2 separate regions of the Homo sapiens genome follow, and region 2 is linked to region 1. Evidence: chromatin loops called from intact Hi-C (ENCODE). Cell type or tissue: GM12878. All regions are shown on one strand. Region 1 overlaps LRP2 (LDL receptor related protein 2). Region 2 has its middle 36 kb from the start of LRP2.

Region 1 (8,000 bases):
AACCAGACACTCCAATATCCATGTTAAGATCTGCCCCTGATCTGAAGGTCACCCCATTCCCATTTTCAGAGGGCTTGACGAGACTGCTTAAGCTGGAAAGAAGTAACCAAAACAGTGTCTTGTTATTTAAAACAACAACAACAAAAACAACAAATACAACCTTTCACAATAGTACCCTCTCCTCCACATTGCCAAATCTTCCTCAAATGTAATGCTCAATTCCCACTCTAAATTTACACTGTCAAATATGGTAGTAAGTTCCCTTAGCTACCTGGAAACGTTAAAGCACATTCCTGAACCATGAGATCTAAAAGAAAAAGAGTCCAGCACATAGAAGGATAAAGCCTGGGCCATCACACAGCTGCCTTTTCACTCCTCTCTGACCTGAACACCTACCAGTAGGCACAACCATTTGGACTACAAAACACAGCTTGTCACTCAGGCTTTAGAGAAGCACTTGACTAAGAAGTTGGGATTTGAAGTGACTGCTTTACATCCTCACTACTTTTTGTTTCTGTGGAATCGGTGAACTGCGTATTGTGCTTTTTTAACTTAGAAAGAAAACTAAGTCCTTCACATGGCTTCATATGAATTTCTTAGGCTTCAAACATCAACGTTCCCCATAATGAAACTGACCTTGGCAGCTTGGGCAGAGCAGGCAAAAGGGAGCCGGTCCTTCTATAGTGGAAGAATCCTGCAATTGCCAGAGCTCCAATTACGACGATCAAGAGGATTGTCAACAGCACAGCTACTGCGGCTATAGAAGAAGATAGCAGAGAGCACATCAACACATGGGAGCCCGCAATCCTGGCAGAAACTGGGGGCTAGAACCACTCCTTCAAAGACTGGGTTAAGTAGAAAAGCTGTGACAGCATTCAATGTAGGGGCCATGAGTAATTTCCAAGTTGCTCACATTCTTAAAACTTACTTGTTCCTGGAGAGATGCCTTTTGAAAACGCCATTTCACAATATTTTCCGGTGTAGCCGCTAGGACACCTGAAAGGAAAAAGCAAATCATTCACTAGCTGTTATGTTCTTAGGCTTCTACTGCATTTTTCTGAGCACATCCTGAAGTAGAGAGAGCTTTGACTGCATAAATTACATGTTGAACAGACAATGTATCCTGCATGACTTTTGTTCATTCTGCCAAGAGAAGACAAGCAGAAAGAACAGTGCTCTGATTTTAGAAATGCACTTGTAATGGAGTAGCTGTGGCACTGAGGGGGTGAGTCTGGCCACGAAAACCTATTGGTGTCTAATCTATGCAATGCTTCCTTAGAGAGTACAAATGGAAACCATGGTTATGTTTCTTTCTTTTATATGCTTTCATTAAATGCTTTTTAAAGACATCCATTTATCTTGCTCCATGTTAGAGTTTTCGCAACACAGTCATCTTCTTTCCGAATCCATCCCAGTCTTTCTGCTCATCACGAGTGCCTTGTACTAAAGCAGCCCTGCAGACAGCTCTTCTCCCACAGCCCTGTTGTAATCAACAATACCAGGTGAGTAGGAAAATGCTGCTGCCAATTCTCTAACTCCTTGCTCCCCAAAGTGTGGTCCAAGACCCTGTGGCCTACCTAGAGCTTGTTAGAAATGCAGAATCTCTGTGCGTGAGAATGGGCACTTGAACCAGATCTCCACGGGATTCTTATGCACATTCTAGTTAAAGAAGCACTGCCTCAGTTCTCTGTAGACTCCCTCAAGGGAAGGCAAGCTGGTTAAAATGTAAGAATTAGTGAACTGGTGAGGTTCCTGTATTTGTTTTCCTGGCTACTTTAAGGTCTCAAATTTCCCCAGAAGAGGCAAGGCCTATAGCTGGGACCTCAACATTCAGACTTACTTGCATTTGGGGAGGTCAGTCTCATCAAAATAGCAATTTCCTCCGTGCATGCACCTGCATGGGGGGGGCAGGTTGATAGGCAGTTCGATGGCTGCAGGAAGGGAAAGCCATGCAGGTGTTAGTCAGCTGTACTCAGCAGAGTGCCCACACCATGCAAACCGGCCCAGGTTAGGGGTGGGAGGAGGGGCAGGCCAGCCAATTAGTCTCCCTGTCAAAGCTTACCTTCCCCCTAAGTCCAGTGAGTTTCCTTAAGGTCTTGGAGAGTAACATACATTTAGTGGAAAGAAAGGGGGCAGTTTATAGAATTTTTCCCAAAAAACAATGGAGAGGTACTAGACTCTGGAGCACATATATTAATAGTTACAAGAACCTAGTGGTAAAATAATCTCTTAAAATATTCACATTCTCATTTGAAGTTTTCAGAATTCTCCTCCGTGAACCCAGTTAAAATCAAGAGTTTAATGTAGGCCCACCTTGAAACTTCAACTAAAGACACCAAAGCATCAGTAATTGATCAGTCCACAGGCAGTCACATAGCTACAGATATAGAGATATTTGATAGGCAGTTAGCTAGAGAGCTCCTGAGTTTTCAAGTCCTCCCAAACTGCCCTTACTCCAAGTCCCTGCTCCCAGCTAGGCCTGTACATACTCCCAGGATGTGCCTGATGGGGAATTAGTGCTTCAGTGTCTTTTATATTGAAGATGCTTAATAAGTATAGGTTACATGTGTATATTATTTAAAGAGTCTAGATACCCTCCTGGCTCAGTCCTTCAATCTGAGTCTCCACTCAATGTTCACTGTATCAGACAGGTCTTCCCTGAACACTATCTAAAGGACAATCCCCACTCACCCCATCCTCATCCCTCTTCCTCTGCCTTCATTTTCTCCATAGTACCACCTGAACTACCATGTATTTATTGACTTCTCTATTTATTGTCCTCTTAGAATGTAAACTCAATACACACAGGGGGTTTTGTCTGTTTTGTTCACCTCTGTTACCTCCAGCACTTAGAACAGTGCCTGGCACATAGCTGGCACTCAAGAAATCTCACTGGACTAATTGCTTAATTATTATACCAAACCGAGGCCCTATATGGAATGACTGCCATCATTCGTGTGCTTACTTCGGTTAAAGTTCTTTAAAACAAGAATCTTAATAAAATCCACTTGGCAAAAAGTTTAAATGAGAAAAGTAGTAGATGAGGTGACAACCAGGACCACACTGCTCCCACGATGTGAAATTGCAGTAAGTGGCAAAACAATCTATCCACAGCATGGAACAAATCTCAAAGCCTGAAATTGTCATTTTGTTCCAAATATGGCTCGAAATATTGGATTCCTACCAATATTTCCCCAGTAGCGTTGGGATGAGTGCAAGAGTAGGGGAAGAGGGGTGACAAGAAACAGTTTTTTCTCCCTGGATTCATTCCCTAAACCTGCCAACTCCTCAGCCTGTTTGGAATGAGTCAAAGGGTGGTTCCTGGTCTAACTGCCTGCTCCCCCTGGTGGTAGAAGGTGGTTAAGCGTTTTCCTTTCCCCATCAGCTAAAACTGGGGGAAGGCCCCAAGGATGTGAGCCATAAAATGGGCCGCTAGTGAATTGCAGGACGACTTTTTCACAGGCTTTTCCAGCACCGGATGCTAGTTAGGGACACTAGTTATTCGCCCCCATCCGGCTTATTAACTCCTTAAAAGAGTCATTGAAAAAAAGTCTTGCCAAGAATAGATCACCCACAGCGTTTGGGACTAGAATTAAACCACAGCTTCCTCATGCTGGTCTTCGTCTCCTGATAATATAAAGCACTTTTCAAAAGGTAGCCCTTTTTCAGTTGTCAAAACTGGACATGGTTCTCTACCCTGAGGAGCTACAATTAAGGTTGAGTGGATTCTGGGGCAATGGGAATCCAGCTTGAGGTAGAGGTCTTATAAAAACTCACTCTTCAAAATGTCTTTACAAAACAACACAGCAATAGATTTAGGGACACTGGATCTATATTTCTGCAGATCTTAGCAAATAATTCTCAGCAGTCACTGGAACACAGTTCTGTTTGCCCCCTAAGTCCCACTCAACTCTGTTCATACCTCCCACATCCCTTAACCCTCCTTCCAGCCATCCCCACTCTGCTGCAAAGGACCCAGCATACAGGGATTCTTCTGACTCCTGAAGGCAGCAGAGGAGTGCTCCCAGGCCCCCATAGCTGCTTGGGCAGTGCTCCTACCTGCATCACACTCAGTGGTGCTCCCCTCTATAAAGCTGGAGCCTTGGGGACAGGCACAGCTGTATCCTCCAGGTCTCAGAAGGCAGAGGTGGCTGCAGATCTGTTTGCAAAGGTTGGGCACTGGAAAGCGGGTGAGAACAGCAGTTAGGTCCTGACAGAATGAATAACCTGAATACCCAGCAACTGGAAGTGGCTCTGCCAGGTGACAGCAGAGCCTAGGCATCCTCTCAATACCTCTCGTCCACGTGTCAGCTGGCCACTCACCCTCATTTACACTATCATCTCTGCCACCACACTGCAGTGGGATAGTCCCTCTCTGGGCCCTCCAGCCAATTTCTGTACCACTCACATTTTCTATTGGCATCACTTATCTTCTCTGCTGCCCTGAGAGGTTTGGAAGGTGGGTATCTGGTTCACTGCCTAACCTCAAAATCTACTCAGTGCTAAACAACTTGAGATGGTTCAAAAGACCAGTGAGATCCACATATTATACCAAGATTTGTCACTACCCAAAACTGGACAGATCATAACATATGGTCTATCCAAAGTATACTGGATGTGATTTCCACCCCAACCCTCCAAGGAGACATTTCTTCTGGGTTTCAGTTACCTTAATTGCAAGAAAAGGGAATTTAGAGCAATGGTTCCTCATAATCACCTGGGAGCTATTCAAAACTATTGATGCCAGGCCAGGCGCGGTGGCTCACACCTGTAATCCCAGCACTTTGGGAGGCCGCTTTGGGCGGATCACGAGGTCAGGAGATCGAGACCATCCTGGCTAACACAGTGAAACCTCGTCTCTACTAAAAATACAAAAAAAAAATTAGCTGGGCGTGGTGGCGGGCACCTGTAGTCCCAGGTACTCAGGAGGCTGAGGCAGGAGAATGGTGTGAACCCAGGAGGCGGAGCTTGCAGTGAGCCGAGATTGCACCACTGCACTCCAGCCAGGGCGACAGAGCAAGATTCCGTCTCAAAAACAAAAAACAAACAAACAAAAAAACCTATTGATGCCCATTCACAGAGATTCAGATTTGAATTGGTCTGGGGTAGAGTTCAAGTATTACCATTAAAAGCTCCCTAGGTAAGTCTAGAGCCTTATTAATTCTACCTTAGCATGTATTATGATTTATCCAAGGGTTGTACTGGAGTGGATAATCTTTACATTCCTTCTCAGACTAACATTCTGTGATCCTGATTGTCTGTCATTCAAGATGTAACCACAGACAAAGCATAGCTATAAATTAGTAACACATCTTCCAAAAGCCTCCATCAATATCTGTCTCATTACCATTTCGTCGGCCCTCCAGAGTGGAGATTTTCAAACTTGAATGTGCTATCCATCACCTGGGGAATCTTGCTAAAATGCAGATTCTGATTCAGAAGGTCTGGGGTGGGCCTGAGAGACTGCATTTCTAGCCAGCTCCCATAAGGATCCCAAGACTCCTGGCCCATGGCCCACACTCTGAGTAGCAAGGGACTGGAGCAGCGGTTCTCAAAATGTGGTCACTGAACCAGCAGCATCAACGTCACAGGAGAACTAGAAATGCAAATTCTTAGGCCACCTCAGGCATATTGCATCAGAAGTGCAACAGATGGGGCCCACGAATCTATATTTAACAAGCTCTCCAGATAATTCTGAGGCATGCTCAACTTTCAGAACTCTTGGTTCAAACAGGCTGGGCTGGGGCTGTACTCCCCATCCCCACCCCCACCCCCACCCCCACTCCACCAGCACTTTCCAAAGGAGCCGCCTTCCCTGAGCATCAGCTGCCGGAGGGAGATGCTTTTCCTTCAGGGGCAGCCTCCAGACTTTCCTCTGCCTTCTCCTCAGGGTCCAGAGGCGGTAGGGAGGGGAGATAGCCTTTCCAGGTGTACTGTGCCTTCCTCTCCTACCTTTAAAATTGCCAAGTGTGAGAGCCGCAAGGGCACTTAGGACACAAAAGCTATTCTATTGGTAGGGTCTGGAGTATTCTGGAGTGTTTTGGTGATATACTTCCAAAACAAGGAAGCCATGCCCTAGAAAAGGCATTTGCCACCCCTGTCATCTCATGGGAGTCTCAGCTTTGAGTTGCAATTTTTCAAGGCTGATCAAGGTCTCAAAATATCAGCAGACTCAAGACAACCCCAGACTCCACCCATGACTCACATATGGGGACAGGAAGGGAGTAACTTGTCAAAGGCCACATATCCATAGCATTCAACCTGGGACTTTGGCATACTGAACACTGGGCCAATACAGCAAGATGCTGAGTTTTGGGTTGGATAGAATTGAACCTAAAAATTATTTCATTTCTGAGATTAAAACTCACCCATTTGTTATGTGACTTAGGCACACAAGTTACTAAATCTGTCTCGGCCTCAGTTTCTTTATTTGAGATGAGAATAAAATGTCTTTATAAGGTTTGGGAGGTCTTTATAAGGTAATTGAAGTAATAGATGGCTGAATTAACACTGAAGAGAGAATTTGACATAAGAACTTAGTAAAAGGCTATTTCCTTTCCTCACTTCCCTTTGCCTTTCATCTTGCTCCACACACTGCTGAAGGATAAATTAGCGCACAGGTAACCTGAGGAAGCAGGGCCCAGAAGTGGGAAAGTGAGACAGAGGGGAGCGGGTAGGAATGCACATGACTGGCCATTTTAAACTAAGACCTACATATCTCAGGTTGACCTGACTAGCCTAGCCTTGCAATGGGAAGGATAAGATTTCTGATGCCTATGAAACCCATTTTGTGACTTGTTAACCCAACTCACATTTAGCAGGGGACTGATGTCTGCTGGATTCTGTGGCCTAGAAGTACATATCCATCACTCCAAACAATGATGAGGGCTAATATTTTTACTTACCTGCTGATGGTTTGCATAATTTCATTTGACCACCAATTTTATCTTTCTTTGGTGAAAATGGTTAAAACGTTCCTCTCCCCCAGCAAACGTACATACACATATACCCCTTTCATGCACCAAGAGATTAGCTTGTTGTTATCTACTGCCATCTTCCAGCAATATAGCCATTATTTTGAAATAAGATTTCCAAGTAATGAGGAGCATCTTATACCAAAGTTGGTGATTACCTGACTTATTGTATCTGAGTTGATGAAAGATTCGAACTTGAGTGAGCCAAGGGTTCACTACCAGCGTTTTCTCTTTCTTTCCTTGCCCAAATTTATTTTGTTTCCATACTTCTCCCTTTTCCTTAGATATCCAGTATAACTGGTCTTCAAAGATGTCCAGGCTGTAAGGGTTCATTGCTGCTTACCCACAGGGGAAAAACAAAACAGAAGGTTATTGAAAAGAAAATACCCACTACACCCTACCGCCACTTCTAGATCTGATGTCATTCTGCTTGAATTATTCCCTCATACAATGCCTTGAAGCTCTGGGAATATTCAGGCTGACTTTAGCTACATGGGACTGTGAAAGTGTGCTGCATTAGGAGGTCAAGAAGATAGAAATTAAACCACATTGATGTATACCACCCGACACCAATCACAGGGCCCTAGCTCACTTTCAAGTTACTGATTTTACTGCATTTTTGGAAAACAATTTAAATGGCAAGATTTTATGTTTTCTTTTGAACATAAGACATCTATCTGACCAAATAGGAAAAATGTGATATGTGCTGGGTCATTGCAATTCTGCAGAGTCTGAACAACAACAACAAAAAATGTTCATCTCCTAGATATTTACAGTTGTGCATACTGGGCAATCTAGTAAAGTGAAAATGAATGTGTCCAGAAGCGGTTAGACATGAATTAACATTGGTACACATGAAACCACCTCTACTGGGGCAACCTAACAGGAAACTCAGTTATTTCAATATCTTCTGCTGAGAAGCATTTTTTTTTAAAGTTGTGTAAAAAGGACGAAAAGGATTTAATTATTGCTAATGAACTCATCTGCATTTAATTCAGCAGGTGGGAGTTGGTGGGGGTGGAGGGG
Region 2 (8,000 bases), 260 kb after region 1:
TGAACATGCAGTAGTACAAGCATATTGGGGTTTTTGCCCTCATTCTGTTTCCAGTCTTGTACTAATTCAAGCAAAGAATTAATAAATGGTTAATAATGGAGCGAGGGAACCATGAGACTGAATATTTCTGGGTCATCAGATGACCTGTCTCAAAAGAACACAAACCCAAGGAAATAGAGGTGCTTACTTAACAGGGCAGCCTGCCCTATCTCTAGATTTGGAGTATCTCTACACTTTTCCTCTACTCAGTGGGAACTCTTTCTCTTCCCAAAGTACTCACTGCCCTTATCTCTCCCTAACAAAATCTGTTAAGTTTATTCTCATTAATGTGTAAATGGTTGCCAAGCCTGAATGTTCTCTTTCACAGAAGTGTTTACACTTACCAAGACATTTTGATTTTTAGAAGTGAATCTCTAGTTACAGAATTTCACATATCAGAGTCAGGGGAGTAGGTCTGCTTTTAGACAAGGAATAACTAAAGTCATCCCACACAGGTAACTATGAAAGCAACCTTTTCTCCTAATGTTGGTGCCCCTATTAATTGAGCACTTACTACGGGCCAGCTTTGTGCCAAGCCTTTTACACACATTATCTCATTTATTTCCACAGGTAGTATCATTATTGTTGTTTTTATTTCACAAATAAAGAAACTGTTAGTATCCAGCCCAAGGGAACACAACAAATAGCACTAAATCCTTCTTTGCATTTCTGAAAGGCCTATTTGACACTGGGTTTAGCAGCAGTTACCCACTAAAAGCAAAAATAGAAACTAGAGGTCAAAGCTTTCCAGCACAGTCCCAGGTAAGGAACTCATTCTTCTGGATCACTGGTGATGGAGGTCTGAGAAGCAAGGAAGCAGGCCCTTTTTTTCCTGTTGGTGGCACCTCCACCCCTCCTTTGTGCTGGACCCTTTCAGAGGCTGCATTAATGTTTTCAAAGCCTCAATAGATTACATGGCAGCCAGACTATAAAGGCCCATTGAAACACTGCTCCAGAAGGCCTGGGGAGCACCCCGCTAGGAGCCCTGACTTCACATCATTCCTAGCTAAGATGTTTTTGGAGCTTCTGAGGCCAACAGGGACCTCAGCTGCATATCAAGGCCAGCTTCTGTACATCCAATCAGGGGATAAAACATCCAACACTCATTCCCTTCTGGACACAGAGCCAGTCATTTCCCTTAACTTTTAGCGGGCAGTGCTGCAGAATCGCTCCAAAGGGGCCTGTTTTATACCATTTGTAGAATTACAAAGCCCTGAGGCTTTTTGAAAGCCCATTTACTGACCAACGGTTCTAACTACTACGCTGAGAAAGAGACCACAGCTTGGTAACAGATATCCCCCAGCACTCCACACCCAGGATGTCACTAACGATCCCCAGGGACATGAAACAAGACTCCACAAGTGCTCAAAACCAAATGAATTCAAAACCGAGGCAAAACCACCCGCAGTGCCTGGGATGGGAGGGGAAGTTGAAACCCAGCAGCAGAGTGCAACAACTCCAGAAAGCTAGGACTCATCGGCTACCTGTTGAAGGTATATCTCAACACATCATGATTACACTGGTTTTAGAAAGAGTACTGGCATTTTGTCCAGAACAGTTTGAATGTCAGTCCAACATAATGGAAGGTGAATTTGCGGCCACAGCAACATACAGTAATCATTGAGACTCATTTGGGGCATCCCTGTTTATGGGATGAGAGATTCAAGTCTAATCTACTGAATTTGGGAAAATACAAATATGCTCAATTCAGTTAAAGAGCTTAGAAGTAAATGAAATCAAATCTGCATTGTTTTAACCAAACAAGGGATTTTTAAAATTTTACTTACAAATATCCAGCTTTATCTAATTTTATGATATGTTTTCTTCGGGGCCCTTACAATGCTGTGGTGTGTCTTGGGGGCCATGATATGGCTGTGGCATGGCTAAATGGACCACCAGCTTCCAAGGAGATTTGTCAGCAAGTGTAAGATAAACAGAAGTCAGAGATATGTTCAAGAGTGTTGGAGGGGTTTGGAAGGAGGAGGAGGAGAAGGGGAATCAAAGACTTGCAGACCATGAGAGGTGAGGATGTCCAGCTCCTCTGCGTTCCATTTCCTCTAATCTGGATTGGCATGTCTGACCAAATTCTTGCCTTTGGTGCCACTTGTAAAATCCTAAAAGATGAGAACATCAGAGCACTATTTAATGTCTTTTTTTAAAGTATGGTCTCAATTCAGAATAAGGCAGATCTACATTAACTGATTCAAAGCAATGTCCAAGATACTTTATTAAATGTAAAAAAAAAAAAGTTTCAGAATGGCATGTTGACTATGCCATTTGTGTATTTAAAAACAGAGGAGCTATGTAGACATAAATGCTTATGTATGTATAGAGTATATCTAGATTCTGGAAGGATGCACTAGAGGGAGGTAATGGTAAGGGAACTGTGAGGCTGAGAAATCCCCCTATATTATATAACCTTCTGAAGTTTCACCTTTTTCCTAGTTTAAAATGGTAATCATATAATAAAACATACCATTTCACTAAAAGAGCTAGATTTTCCAGACAAATATTTGACATATGGAACTTTGAAATTTTACATAGTCAGAACTGTACAGAAATCAAGTCACAAAATAATGTCTTACACAGCTGGCCAAGCTTATCCCAGAATGATTTTTTTTTTTTTTTTTTTTGAGATAAGGTCTCACTCTTGTCACCCAGGCTGGAGTGCAGTGGTGCGATCACGGTTCACTGCAGCCTCAATCTCCTGGACTCAAGCGATCCTCCCACCTCAACCTCCTGAGTAGCTGGGATCAACAGGCCCGCGTGCCACCATGCCCGGCTAATTTTTTTTTTTTTTCTAGAGAGAGGGTCTCACTATGTTGCCCGGGCTGGTCTTGAACTCCTGGGCTCAAGTGATCCTCCTCCCTCAGTCTCCCAAAGTGCTGGGATTATAGGCATGAACCACCACACCCAGCCCAGAATAATTTTAGAACTGCAAATGTAGTGCATTTTTGTTAAAGATGTTTCTTTGGCTGCTATTTTTAGTCTTTTTTTCCTCCTCAGATTCTCTGAAGATTATAATCTTCATGGTAGTGGACTAGAAATCACAAAGATTTTAAGAGAGAAAATGTGTCCTATTAGCTATAAATAAAATCACTCTCCTAACTCTCTCCGGAGAGAATGAGAAAGAAAAGCTGGAGTCATAAAAGAGTGTTCTTTCCCTGTGACTGTGGATCAAGATTGACACCCAGTGGCCAGATACAATCCTTTTTTTCACTGACATTCTTGCTATATAATTTGACATTTCTAAAATTTCCCTTTATGTTTTAGAGGAAAAAATGATTTAAATCTGTGATGTTTACTGAAAGCGAACTGTATCTTAGACAGCCAGGTTAAATTAGTAGGTCTTGTTTCATACATAATTAACAGGTTTATTTCTGTATCCTCTCTGCTTGCATTTTTTCCTAACATTAAGAAGCAATTTTCATTCGGTTGACAAAACAATGTACACTAAGTCCTGTGGAAATGCAACTTTAAGCAAAATGAGGTACAACAGGTCTTTGAATAATGTCTTTTTTTTTTTTTTTTTTTTTTGAGATGGGAGTCTCACTAAGTTGCCCAGGCTGATCTTGAACTCCTGGCCTCAAGCAAGCCTCTTGACTCAGCCTCCTGAGAAACTAAGATTATTGGCATGAACCACCATGGCTGGCTTAGTTATAATGTCAATGAGAAAAATAAAATCGGTTTTGTTATATCTTATTTTGCTTAAAGTTGCCATTTCCAAGAACCTATTGATGACATTGAGGACTTAATGTATTCATTTTTTTTTTTCTTTTGAGACAAAGTCTCACTGTCGCCCAGGCTGGAGTACAGTGGCATGATCTCAGCTCACTGCAACCTGTGCCTCCCAGGTTCAAGCGATTCTCCTGCCTCAGCCTTCCAAGTAGCTGGGATTACAGGCATGCACCACCATGCCCAGCTAATTTTTGTATTTTTAGTAGAGACGGGGTTCCACCATGTTGGCCAGTCTGGTCTCGAACTCTTGACCTCAGGTGATCCGCCCGCCTCGGCCTCCCAAAGTACTGGGATTACAGGTGTGAGCTACTGCACCCAGCCATGATGAAGTCAATATTTTAGCAAATAAAACTAACATGTTTAACACAGATTACCAAAGAGAAAAGTCGTGAATTTAAGAATTAGACACATCAAAGTCCAAATTCTAGCTGGGCAATCTTGAGCAAGTCTCTGAATTTTACTAAATTTCAATTTCCTCCCTATCGTGAGGATTAAATGAGATGCAAATTTAAAATGCTTATCTTGGTACTTGCATGTATGTTATGAAATACACACACACACACACACACACACACACACACACACACAGATATACGTACACGTGGTAGCTATTTTCTGGTAGTTACTACCAGAAAAAGCAAGTTTGTGAAAGTCAAACCCACATGAAGAATATATCTCTTCTTGAATCAACCTTATAGTACCTAGTTTGATGGAGAAGAACAGTGACCCCAGATAATCTAAACTTATAAATAATTCAAAAGATCAAGAAGATGGCCAAACAGGAACAGCTCCCAGTGTGAGCAACGCAGAAGACGTACGATTTCTGCATTTCCAACTGAGGTACTGGGTTCATCTCACTGGGGATTGTCGGACAGTGGGTACAGGACAGTGGGTGCAGTGCACTGAGCATAAGCCGAAGCAGGGCGAGGCATCGCCTCACCCAGGAAGCACAAGGGGTCAGGGAATTCCCTTTCCTAGCCAAGGAAAGGGGTGACAGACGGCACCTGGAAAATCGGGTCCCTCCCACCCTAATACTGCGCTTTTCTGATGGTCTTAGTAAACGGCACACCGGGAGTTTATATCCCACGCCTGGCTCAGAGGGTCCTACACCCATGGAGCCTCGCTCATTGCTAGCACAGCAGTCTGAGATCAAACTGCAAGTCAGCAGCGAGGCTGCGGGAGGGGCGCTCAGAATTGCCAAGGCTTGAGTAGGTAAACAAAGCGGCTGGGAAGCTCGAACTGGGTGGAGCCCACCACAGCTCAAGGAGGCCTGTCTACCTCTATAGACTCCACCTCTGGGGGCTGGGCATAGCCAAACAAAAGGCAGCGGAAACCTCTGCAGACTTAAATGTCCCTGTCTGACAGCTTTGAAAAGAGTAGTGGTTCTCCCAGCACGCAGCTTGAGATCTGAGAACGGACAGACTGCCTCCTCAAGTAGGTCCCCGACCCCCAAGTAGCCTAACTGGGAGGCACCCCCAAGTAGGGGCAGACTGACACCTCACACGGCCGGGTACTCCTCTGAGACAAAACTTCCAGAGGAATGATCAGGCAGCAACATTTGCTGTTCACCAATATCTGCTGTTCTGCAGCCTCCGCTGCTGATACCCAGGCAAACAGGGTCTGGAGTGGACCTCCAGCAAACTCCAAAAGACCTGCAGCCGAGGGTTCTGTCTGTTAGAAGGAAAACTAACAAACAGAAATGACATCCACACCAAAAACCCATCAGTACGTCACCATCATCAAAGACCAAAGGTAGATAAAACCACAAAGATGGGGAAAAAACAGAGCAGAAAAGCTGAAAATTCTAAAAATCAGAGTGTCTCTCCTCCTCCAAAGGAACGCAGCTCCTCACCAGCAACGGAACAAACCTGGACAGAGAATGACTTTGACAAGTTGAGAGAAGGAGGCTTCAGATGATCAAACTATTCCAAGCTAAAGGAGGAAGTTCGAACCAATGGCAAACAAGTTAAAAACCTTGAAAAAAATTAGACAAATGGCTAACTAGAATAACCAATGCAGAGAAGTCCTTAAAGGACCTGATGGAGCTGAAAACCATGGCACGAGAACTACGTGACAAATGCACAAGCCTCAGTAGCTGATTCGATCAACTGGAAGAAAGGGTATCAGTGATGGAAGATGAAATGAAAGAAATGAAGCAAGAAGAGAAGTTTAGAGAAAAAGCAATAAAAAGAAACGAACAAAGCCTCCAAGAAATATGGGACTATGTGAAAAGACCAAATCTACATCTGATTGGTGTACCTGAAAGTGACGGGGAGAATGGAACCAAGTTGGAAAACACTCTGCAGGATATTATCCAGGAGAACTTCCCCAATCTAGCAAGGCAGGCCAACATTCACATTCAGGAAATACAGAGAACACCACAAAGATACTCCTCGAGAAGAGCAACTCCAAGACACATAATTGTCAGATTCAACAAAGTTGAAATGAAGAAAAAATGTTAAGGGCAGCCAGAGAGAAAGGTCGGGTTACCCACAAAGGGAAGCCCATCAGACTAACAGCTGATCTCTCGGCAGAAACTCTACAAGCCAGAAGAGAGTGGGGGCCAATATTCAACATTCTTAAAGAAAGAATTTTCAACCCAGAATTTCATATCCAGCCAAACTAAGCTTCATAAGTGAAGGACAAATAAAATCCTTTACAGACAAGCAAATGCTGAGAGATTTTGTCACCACCAGGCCTGCCCTAAAGGAGCTCCTGAAGGAAGCACTAAACATGGAAAGGAACAACTGGTACCAGCCACTGCAAAAACATGCCAAATTGTAAAGACCATCGTGGCTAGGAAGACACTGCATCAACTAACGAGCAAAATAACCAGCTAACATCATAATGACAGGATCAAATTCACACATAACAATATTAACCTTAAATGTAAATGGGCTAAATGCTCCAATTAAAAGACACAGTCTGGCAAATTGGATAAAGAGTCAAGACCCATCAGTGTGCTGTATTCAGGAAACCCATCTCACGTGCAGAGACACACATAGGCTCAAAATAAAGGGATGGAGGAAGATCTACCAAGCAAATGGAAAACAAAAAAAGGCAGGGGTTGCAATCCTAGTCTCTGATAAAACAGACTTTAAACCAACAAAGATCAAAAGAGACAAAGAAGGCCATTATATAATGGTAAAGGGATCCATTCAACAAGAAGGGCTAACTATCCTAAATATATATGCACCCAATACAGGAGCACCCAGATTCATAAAGCAAGTCCTTAGAGACCTACAAAGAGACTTAGACTCCCACACAATAATAATGGGAGACTTTAACACCCCATTGTCAACATTAGACAGATCAACGAGACAGAAAGTTAACAAGGATATCCAGGAATTGAACTCAGCTCTGCACCAAGCAGACCTAATAGACATCTACAGAACTCTCCACCCCAAATCAACAGAATATACATTCTTTTCAGCACCACACCACACCTATTCCAAAATTGACCACATAGTTGGAAGTAAAGCACTCCTCAGCAAATGTAAAAGAACAGAAATTATAACAAACTGTCTCTTAGACCACAGTGCAATCAAACTAGAACTCAGGATTCAGAAACTCACTCAAAACCGCTCAACTACATGGAAACTGAACAACCTGCTCCTGAATGACTACTGGGTATATAACAAAATGAAGGCAGAAATAAAGATGTTCTTTGAAACCAACAAGAACAAAGACACAACATACCAGAATCTCTGGGACACATTCAAAGCAGTGTGTAGAGGGAAATTTATAGCACTAAATGCCCACAAGAGAAAGCAGGAAAGATCTAAAATTGACACCCTAACATGACAATTAAAAAAACTAGAGAAGCCAGAGCAAACACATTCAAAAGCTAGCAGAAGGCAAGAAATAACTAAGATCAGAGCAGAACTGAAGGAAATAGAGACACAAAAAACCCTTCAAAAAATCAATGAATCCAGGAGCTGGTTTTTTGAAAAGATCAACAAAATTGAAAGACCACTAGAAAGACTAATAAAGAAGAAAAGGGAAAAGAATCAAATAGAAGCAATAAAAAATGATAAAGGGTATATCACCACCGATCCCACAGAAATACAAACTACCATCAGAGAATACTATAAACACCTCTATGCAAATAAACTAGAAAATCTAGAAGAAATGGATAAATTCATCGACACATACACCCTCCCACGACTAAACCAGGAAGAAGTTGAATCTCTGAATAGACCAATAACAGGCTCAGAAATTGA

The links. Peaks named below come from ENCODE experiments on the same cell type or tissue, not always from the same donor. Only the 100,000 strongest peaks of a DNase experiment are listed, where the experiment ranks them.
Region 2: it touches region 1 in a loop (2.2-fold over the local background); 4 of 110 quality-filtered maps call a loop at or near these places.

The regions. Positions count from the first base shown.
Region 1 is chr2:169,138,615-169,146,614 of GRCh38, forward strand. It overlaps LRP2 (LDL receptor related protein 2), which reads right to left. Exons shown (of 79, transcript NM_004525.3): 70 at 7,133-7,309; 71 at 4,060-4,179; 72 at 1,841-1,931; 73 at 929-996; 74 at 637-757; 75 at 1-92. Among named protein-coding and RNA genes, the nearest start is that of DHRS9, 73 kb to the left of the region's middle. RefSeq lists a silencer at 3,165-3,459. In GM12878, a CTCF peak has its summit at 3,354 (motif pointing left); a DNase peak (open chromatin) is centred at 3,377.
Region 2 is chr2:169,394,662-169,402,661 of GRCh38, forward strand. No RefSeq gene overlaps it. Among named protein-coding and RNA genes, the nearest start is that of LRP2, 36 kb to the left of the region's middle. In GM12878, a CTCF peak has its summit at 3,221 (motif pointing left); no DNase peak of the experiment used is centred here.